Linked DNA regions of Homo sapiens: regions 1 and 2 are each linked to region 3. The links are chromatin contacts, found by Hi-C in ENCODE. All regions are on one chromosome and are shown on one strand. Each heading gives the region's core, a stretch centred on a gene start or an enhancer-like site at or near the end of the contact. The rest is flanking DNA. Distances are from core to core; before and after follow the strand shown.

Region 1 (2,944 bases), core at 1-2,500, 6.9 Mb after region 3:
GAGAAATTGAAATTGCCCACCTCTTTCCTGGAAAACTCATGAATAATCCACCCTTGTTTAGCACATCATCAAGCAATAAATACAAGTATCCCTAGTCCAGCAGCCCAAGCTGCTGCTCTAACAATGGAGTACCCATTGTTTCTTTACTTTCTTAATACACTTGCTTTGGCTTTGCACTGTGCTCTCCCATGGATTTTTTCTTGCGTGAGCTCTAAGAACTCTCTCTTGGGGTCGGATCCGGACCCCTTTCTGGTAACAGAAGCACTGCTTCACGAAGATCATGCAGGTCAGTACTTAATAAGTACAAAAAAGTCTATAGCGACACTATTTATAATTTTAAAAATGATTGAAGTCAATTAACATTTAAGTGTTAAAAAGAAAGTAAACAACCCAAATATACACAAACAGTAGACTGCTCTGGCTTGCATACAGAGAGGTCCATTGCCCTTTTGGGTGGGCCTAAGAAGCACTTCTGGGGAGAGGGGGCGTCAGGCTGTGATGGCTGCGGGAGGAGTGACTCCTCCCAGGATGAGGGTCTCCATCCTCCCAGTGCTCACTCAAGTTCAGTATTTCCAAGTCCTTCCAGGGGCGTAACGCACGTCAGAACGGCCATTAGTGTCACAGATACGTGTCCCCTTGCATTTCCAGGAAATGCCCTTGGTTGGCGAACTACAGTCGTGACAGTCGGGCCACAGGGCGTTTTGTGAGTTATCGTCTTGGGCAAATGAGTGCCAAAAAAAAAAAAAAAAAAAGACCTGAAGGTGAACAGCATAGCGGCAGGGTTTGGGATGAGAGGAGCCCCTTTGCTAGCAACGGCGAGCACTTGCGCGGTACCAGCAAGGGCTGCCCATGTCTCGGAGGGAAACGTTTGTGTGAGCGCAGGAATGACCCGGAAGACCTTGGCACGGCTGCAGTTTTCTGGGAAATGTAATTTCTTGGTCCGGGCGCCATGGCCCTTATAAGTAGAGGGTGTCCCTTGGTTTCGAGTTGTATCGTTCACCAGAGGACGACTGTGTGCCCCAGGACAATTTGCGCATGGTCCTAGCTGGCCGGCTCTAGGTCGACGGCCCCAGGCGGTTAAGCTACTTACAAAGCCGTGACCGGTTTGCCCGCGGCGCACCAGGTCCGCGCAGCCGCAGAGACCCTTGGGAAGTGTGGTCTTCGGGTGCCGGCGGTTCGCGGCTTCCGGGACATTTGTACCGCAGGGGGAGGATTCTGGGAAATGTGGTTCGCCGTGGGCGGTGCACTGGGTCAGTCCCGCGATAGCTTCAGGCCTGGCGGCGGCTTCCAAGCTAAGGAACGGTTTGGGGCAGTGTCGTTCCCGGAGGTCGGCCGCCGTTACCCGCTCACCAGCTACGCGGCGCGTCAGGTCCGCGGAGGCGCGGGCTCGGGGCGCCTGCGGGACGGTGAGGCCCTGCTGAGGACTCCGGCAAGTGTGGGTCGCGGCGACGGCGGGGCTAAGGCCCTGGGTCCGCGCGCGGTTTGACCACGGCCGGGGCCTTGGGCATTTCCTGGCCTTCCTGTTGAGCCGTGTAAACGCGGGGTGATGACGGCGCCGACCTCTTGGCACTGTTGTGAGAGCGAAGTGGGCGCGAGAGCAGACGCCAGCTACAGTTTTTTTTGGGTTATGTCGTCATGAAGCCGGCGCTTTCAGTTGTGCAACCTTGAACAAATGGGTTCAGTATCTCGGAATTTCAGTTTTGTCTTCATTTTAAAAAATAAATCTGGTTTAGAACTCGACCTCAAGCGATCCGCCCGCCTCCGCCTTCCGAAGTGCTGGGATTAAAGGCGTAAGCCACCGCACCAGCCTAACGAACATGGCGAAACGCCGTCTCTACTAAAAATACAAAAAAAAATTAGCTGGGCGTGGTGGCACGTGTCTATAATCCCAGCTATTCGAGAGGTTGAGGTAGGAGAATCGCTTCAACCCGGGAGGCAGAGGTTGCAGTGAGTCGAGGTCGCTCCATTGCACTCCAGCCTGGAGACAGAACGAGACTCCGTCTCAAAAAAAAAAAAAAAAAAATCTGGAATAATATGAATGCACACCTTGCAAAGTGGTGAAGACTGAACGAGCTGATAAAGTTGTTACCGTTGTTTTATGAGTCTTTTGTATACAGAATAATTGATTTTCCCCGCAGGTGGCACCTGGTAAATAGCCCTTGCGGAGAAACACCCTGTTCCTTCCCAGGGAGAGATTGACGCTCCGGCGAGTGATTACCAGTGTGCTTTTCCATTAAGGTGTGTGACAGGTGCCGCAAGATAAGCCCGATTTTTCATGACTGCTTTTTCCTGCCTTTCTGTGCCCTCAGGACACTGCCCATCTCTAAGATAAGAACCTGGAAAGGGGACTCTGTTGGCCATTGGAAATTGCAGAATAATGTCTCAGGTAAGTCGGTGTGTCCCCAAATCTTCCTGAAACACTTTATTAGGCCTCTGTGTGTTTGCTTTGCTTCTCCTGCCTGTTCCCACCTAATCAAGTCCATTTAAGGGACTAGATCTATGGTTCCTTTCACTATAGGAAGAATGGAGCCCACAGGAGAGCTCCAAGGTATTGTCCTCATCACCCAGTGTTCCTCTTTTCTACAGTTTTCTGCTAGAAGACTTTCTAGATTGCCAACATTTTAAAACTGTAATTCACAATGCAACTTTGGAATGTAAGGTTATTCGGTTTATGGTTGTCAAAACTGTACCATGTGGTCTCAAGTGAAGAGATGTTTGGAGTCATCCTTGATTCTTCCTTTTGACTTATAACTCATATTCAGGTCCTCTAGTTTGGATCTAAACGATACACCGTATACAGCATCTGACCATTAGTTAGCCCATCACCACCACCACCACTACCACCCCAGTCCGAGCCACCTGGATTATTGCGGTAGCCTCCTAGCTGGATTCCCAGCATCTGCCCTTAACCCTCATCAGTCTGTTCTCAGTACAGCTGTGACCA
Region 2 (3,070 bases), core at 311-2,810, 5.6 Mb after region 3:
CTCTCAGGCTCAAGCCATCCTCCCATCTCAGACTCCAGAGTAGCTGGGACCACAGGCACAGCGCCACCACACCCGGCTAATCTTCTGTATTTTTGGTAGAGATGGGGTTTTTCCATGTTGCCCAGGCTGGTCTCTAATTCCCGACCTGAAGTGATCAGCCTGCCTCGGCCTCGCAGAGTGCTGGGATTACAGACCTGAGCCACCGCGCCCAGCCCATTGTTCACCGTTGTGACCCCTTTTAATTTTTATTTATTGCTTTATCATCTTACTGATTCCTCGAAACAATCTTACGGGGCGAGCCGGTTCCATGGGCGCTGAAGAAACATTTCCTCTTTCAAAGCCTCAATTGTTTGAACGATACGCGTTGCTAAAGAGGAAGCAATTAAACCTATCAGGCGAGTTCTGCCCTCCGCCCAGCGAGCTGCTGCTTCCTGGTGTTAAAACGCTTTCGGGGCCAGGCGCGGTGGCTCACGCCTGTAATCCCAGCACTTTGGGAGGCCGAGGCGGGCGGATCACGAGGTCAGAAGATCGAGACCATCCCGGCTAAAACGGTGAAACCCCGTCTCTACTAAAAAAATACAAAAAATTAGCCGGGCGTAGTGGCGGGCGCCTGTAGTCCCAGCTACTTGGGAGGCTGAGGCAGGAGAATGGCGTGAACCCGGGAGGCGGAGCTTGCAGTGAGCCGAGATTGCGCCACTGCACTCCAGCCTGGGCGACAGAGCGAGACTCCGTCTCAAAAAAAAAAAAAAAAAAAACGCTTTCGGGTTCTCCTGGCGAGTTTTAAGTCACACTGGATCGCTGCTTATTTTCAGAGATCACCTCGCACCCATGCACCTGGAAGGCACCCAAAGAGAATCATTTTAAGAAATTCACTTCATCTCACCCTAACAACAAAGCACAGCCTGCAGCACATGGATTTCACCCATGTGACATCAATGCTAATCCTATGTGTGAAACATCTGGGTTCATTCGATTTTTTAAAAATTAGTAACTGAGATGGGGTCTCGCTATGTTGTCCAGGCTGGTTCTCCAACGCCTGGGCTCAAGCCATTCTCCCGCCTCGGCCTCCCTCGGCGCTGAGATTATAGGCGGGAGCCACCGCGTCAGCCTCCACTCTTTTTGCGGCGACAAAGCCCGCCCGCCTGCGGGGCGTTCCGTTCGCAGAAACTCTGTGAGGGACGCCGCGGGGGCTTCCAAGGGACGCGGCGAAACCAAAACAGTCGCCGGTGGTTCACAAAACCACCTCAGAAAATGCTTCCAAAGGCACGTCTGGCCTCCACAAGGTGACGGCTTTTCAGCCTCCGACTCGAACTTGAGTCGTCCACAGCACTAGGCCGCCGCCAGCCCGGGCGAGCTGCCTAGGGACCGCGGACGCCGCAGCAAGCAGCTCCCTGCTCCCGCCACACCCGCCGAGCCAGCCGCGCGGAACCCACTCCCCCACCGTGGGCCCGCCTCCCGCCGCCAGCCTGCCCACGATTGGTCGACTGGGCTGCCCGTCGCGAGAGAAGGCGGTGCCTCCGGCAGGCCGGCGCTCCCATTGGCCGGGATGGCGGCGGCGGCGCGCGCGGCCCCGGCGAGCAGGGGAAGCCGGTGGCCGCGGCTGCGGAACGGGCGGAGGCTGCCGGTTTCGTAACCGTCGCTCCTCCTCGCTGACTCGCGGGCTGTGAGGCCTGGGTCGGCTCGGGCCGCACCGCGCGGGGCCGCTCGGAGTGGAGGCCGCCTGGGGGCAGGCGGGCTAGAGGAGCAGGTAAGGAGGCTGCGGCGGGCGCCCTGAGAACGGGGAGGAGGAGGCCGCGGCGACGCCGGCCGCTCGACTGGGTGCGGGCCCGGCTCGGGGAAACCCAGCCCCGGCCCCAGACGGCCCGCTGGCCCGGGAAGGCCACGCGAGGCTGGAGGCGCGGGCGGCGGCGCCGCGCGGCGTCTGATGCAACCTGCCGGCAACACCCGGCGGGGACGCTGAGCTCATTCCTGGCCGCGGCCCAGCGCTGCGGCGCCGCCCGTCGACCCCCGCGCTGCCCGGGGCGCCCCTCGCGGCGGGCCGGGAGCGCGCGAACGGCCGGGGAATGCCCCCTGCGGAGCCCGGCCCCCTCTCGGTGAAACGGGCGCTGTGACCCGCCAGGCTCGCATTGGCCCCTGGGGATGAAGGGTGTTCCCAGAATAGCAGAAGGTGGACCGAGTCGAGCTTTAGAATCCTGATCTTCTAGAAGGGCTCAGCTTGCGGTGATCGAAAATCTGTTCAGAAGTTCAAAGACTGATCAATAAAATAGGGAAAGCAACTGGTTTTTAAATGCATGACTTTGCAGAGATAATATTTTGCTTCTTTGTGGAGCTGTTGGAATGTCCTGCACTTTACTGTTGAACGTAGTTTAGAAGAACACGCAACACCTACGGGTCGAATAGAGAAGAAATGAAGCACTTCGCAGGCATAGTTGGAGGGAGCGGAGCAGGGCCGACAGCCAGCGGAGGTGACCAGATGCGAAGGATGGAAATGCATGTGTCGCGGGGGGAGGAGAGTGTTTTCCAGGGCAGCTGGTGTGTTGCTTCTCTTCCGCAGGTTTACGTGTTGGGTTTTCCTCTTGTTTGAAGTTTATACTGTAATCTGGCATCCTGAAATGTATAAGATTTAGAAAGGTCTCAATGTTGATGGGTGACACCAAAATTGGTAGTTGTGTCAGAATTGACTGCTTATATGAATAGGTTGTCACTTAAGGCAGACTTCTCCCAAAGAAATGTGACTCCCAGAGAAAATTTTAAAAGAAAATCCTATAAGGGCTTGCTTTACGAAGACATTCTACACCTAGAAGCTCTTGATATTTAAGATGTGGTCATCTGTTAGCCCTTGAGTAGTATTTGGGATAAGCTGTTCATAAGGTCGATTCTGCTTCTGGAAAAAGTTGCTGTAAACAAGGCTAAATAATTACAGGGTACAAGGGAGCTGAAGCATATTTCAGCTTCTTGATTCCTGCTTTTGGTGGGCACACTTGGCTGGTTCAGTTATTTTTAATACCTGCTTTTAAAAAAAGTAGATGGAAACAAAACTTCATTGAGAATATCCTTTAAATTCTCAAGA
Region 3 (2,885 bases), core at 96-2,595:
CAATCTGAAGACTGAAACAAGTTTAAAGAAAATGAAAAGAGGCCTAAGAGACCTGTGAAATGATTGAGTCTGAGACAGAGAGGGAGAGACAGAAAAATTAAATATAATACAAAAACAAATAAACAATAGCTGAAAATTTAAAAACTTGGTCAAAACCGCAAATTCTTATATTCAAAAGGTGAACACACTCCAAAACAAAAACAAAAACAAATAAAACCATATCGAGGCCCTACTGTGATTTAGAAAACTGGCAGAGCAAGATTTTCCAGGGAGTTGCTATGATTTCTCATTTTCACTATTTATAATAATGGAAAATATGCACTCCTTAGTTTTCTTCTTGGAGAAAGTCTGACTTGTCAAACACAGATGACTTTTCAGTTTAGTTTTCAAGGTTTAATTTCTTACCTTGGAAATCAATTAAATTTGTTTCTTTAAAATGTCGCAGTAAAATTGCTCCTCCAGACAGATGTCCACGGAGATTCTGTCCTGCTGCGTCCGCCTTTCACAGAACTGAGGTTGTTCCTACACCAGTTTCAGAAGCGTGTAGGCACGCTTTATTACAGTGGCAGCAGCGTCCCTGTGCGAGGTCTAACCCAGGTGTGGGCCCTGCAGCCAGCCCGGGGGTCCAATGGGTCCTCCTATGGAGCACAGGAAGAATCGTGGCAGGCCAGAGATAGACAAAAGGTGGCTTTTAAAAGGGAAGTGTCAGGTTACCAGGGACTGGGTACTTTTACACGCGGACCTTCGGCCCTGCCCATAGAAAGGGGCAGCACTGCGCATCTCTGAAGGAGTGTGGCAAAGGGTGGGGCAATAAGAAGGGTGGGGCAGAAAGGAGTGGCCCCTCAGGAGGAAGGGGCGGGGAGATCCCAGCTACTAGAGGACGCCCGTTCCAATGGCAACTCTGCCAAGGCGCCTATGAGAGCCTCTTGGCTTTTACCTGGTCTGCGAGAAATCAAACTTTGGGCACAAGTCATGAAGCCGACAAGCCCGGGAGACACAGTGTCAGAATTACAAGGTGAGATCAGCCGCCCGGCCAAGCTATCTTCTCGCTAGCAGGTGAGGCCCGTGAACAGCCAAGCTCCCCTTGGCACGGCGGAACCGCAGTGGACGCGTGGAGGGGCTCCGTAGAGGAGGGACCTTTGCTTGGGATGCGGGGAGCTGTAGTCTCTTATCTGCACCCAGCTTGTTAGTTGTACGCCTGCAGGACTACAATCTCAGCACAAAGCAGGATTGTAGGGCGGTGCGGATCCCTGGAGGGAGACAGCGCGGTGCGCTCCTGCCGGCCATGCTGGCTGGGGTGGTGTCTTAGGCGGTTCCAGCCGTTAGTCACAGGGCGGCCGGACTACAATCCCAGCATACAACGGGAGTGGAGGTGGTGACCTTGAGAGAGGGCCTGTGCTGTGCGCGCCTCGCGGGGCATGCTGGGAGCAGTAGCATCTTAGCTGCTTCCGGCCGCTGGTCGCAGGGCTGCGGGACTACAATCTTCGCATGAAATGGAAGAGAGGGTGGTGCGGATAGCTTGAGGAAGGTACGGATACCTTGAGGGAGGTATGGATACGTTGAGGGAGGTACGGATACGTTGAGGGAGGTTACGGATACGTTAAGGGAGGTACAGCAGCGGTGCGCGCCTTGCAGGGCATGCTGAGAGGAACAGTTTTTTAACTGCTTCTGGCTGTTGGTGGCAGAGCTGCGGGACTACAATCCCAGTATGCTACGGGAGTGGGGATGATGCTGGTCCCTTGAGGGGGGGGGGCAGCGCGGTGCCCTCCTGCCGGGCATGCTGGTAATAGTGTCTTAGCTGCTTCCGGCCGTTGGTCGCAGGGCTATGGGACTACAGTCTCAGCATGCGCAGGGTTCAAGGGTGTTGCGCAGCCCCGCAGGGAGGGGCAGGGCGGTGTTGACCTCTGTTTCCAAACCCATGCTGGCTACTGAATCTGTGCCACCCCTGGCTAAGGGGAGTGAGTCCATAGAGGGACTTGAAGGGCAGGTCTGGGCTGGGCAGTGAGGAGAGTATGATACTGCAAAGTGCGCCTCGCCTTTGCCAAAATCGGTCGGGTCTCAGGCTCACCCCACCTCCCGCTGCTCAGTTCCGTTTCCCTCCAGAGCATCAAGCCTCCTCCCGCCCAGGGGGCCTCCTGCTTTCCTAAGCTGCTGTGGAATCGGCCTGAGGTCCCAGACGCTGTCCATTGTGCTGCTGCTCTCTGCTTTCTCCAGCCAGAGTGCCAGTTCATCCGCTTTTGGGAGAACTCCGCCGCCTGGCCTGCCCGCGGAAAAGGTCACAGCTTTGCAGGGGGTGACATGGGCTATGGCTTCCTGGAAATGTCACCCTCACTAGCGCCTTTTAGATAGATGTGAATTTTGAGACATGAGGGAGAGTAATTATTGGTTTACCCAGGAGATGCTAAGAGCAGAGGAGAAAACCCTAATTTCCAGGCATGTGTCCTGAGCCAGGGACAGGCTGGCCAGACCCTAAGCCCCCAGTGCCGCCAGAGAGCAGCCTACTGCCCTGATTTGTGTGGAATCCCCTTCGTGCTGCTGGGCCTTAGCGTCAGGGACAGCCCAGTCAGGTGAAGGTGGGGATGACCCATGGGCTTCTGGAAGTGGGTTGGTGGTCCTGGGAGGGCCAGCCCATCCCCCCTTGGAGAGGGTCTTTGTGCTGAAGGATGCCCACAGAGGCCTGGGTACCAGGAACACTGCTCTAGGCAAGGTGCCTTTCTTCCAGATTTGGCTGAAAGGAAGGAAGACTTGGTCAGCTTTTCCACCCAGCCATCTGGCCCTTACAGGGCTGCTCCCCATGGACCTGGGTTTGTAGAGTCCTCCAGGGCTTTGTGTGGCCCACTAGTTCTGATACTGAGGACACCCCTGCAGGCTGTTAATTTCAGAAC

The links. A loop is a pair of places that touch in the nucleus more often than their neighbours do. Pooled maps may share reads with other maps.
Region 1: a loop to region 3 is called in a pooled map, with 20 times the contacts of the local background. The contact joins the promoter of ZNF302 here to the promoter of LINC00662 in region 3. A Hi-C loop is called at or near these places in 7 of 50 pooled maps.
Region 2: a pooled map shows a loop between it and region 3 (15-fold over the local background). The contact joins the promoter of CEBPG here to the promoter of LINC00662 in region 3. A Hi-C loop is called at or near these places in 2 of 37 single-sample maps with no recorded cell type and 7 of 50 pooled maps.

The regions. Positions count from the first base shown.
Region 1 is chr19:34,676,428-34,679,371 of GRCh38, forward strand. It overlaps ZNF302 (zinc finger protein 302), which reads left to right and starts at 1,251. Exons shown (of 5, transcript NM_001289187.2): 1 at 1,251-1,676; 2 at 2,310-2,386. The coding sequence starts at 2,378. It overlaps SCGB2B2 (secretoglobin family 2B member 2), which reads right to left and starts at 732. Exons shown (of 4, transcript NM_001025591.4): 1 at 1-732. It also overlaps the pseudogene ZNF807P and the pseudogene SCGB1B2P. RefSeq lists enhancers at 223-1,120, 780-879, 930-989, 1,121-2,017, 2,875-2,944 and a silencer at 1,440-1,499.
Region 2 is chr19:33,372,149-33,375,218 of GRCh38, forward strand. It overlaps CEBPG (CCAAT enhancer binding protein gamma), which reads left to right and starts at 1,561. Exons shown (of 2, transcript NM_001806.4): 1 at 1,561-1,747. RefSeq lists a silencer at 1,348-2,157.
Region 3 is chr19:27,792,595-27,795,479 of GRCh38, forward strand. LINC00662 (long intergenic non-protein coding RNA 662) reads right to left here and starts at 1,346. Exons shown (of 3, transcript NR_027301.1): 1 at 938-1,346; 2 at 406-638. LINC02987 (long intergenic non-protein coding RNA 2987) reads left to right here and starts at 837. Exons shown (of 7, transcript NR_146733.1): 1 at 837-1,015. RefSeq lists enhancers at 1,079-1,558, 2,725-2,885.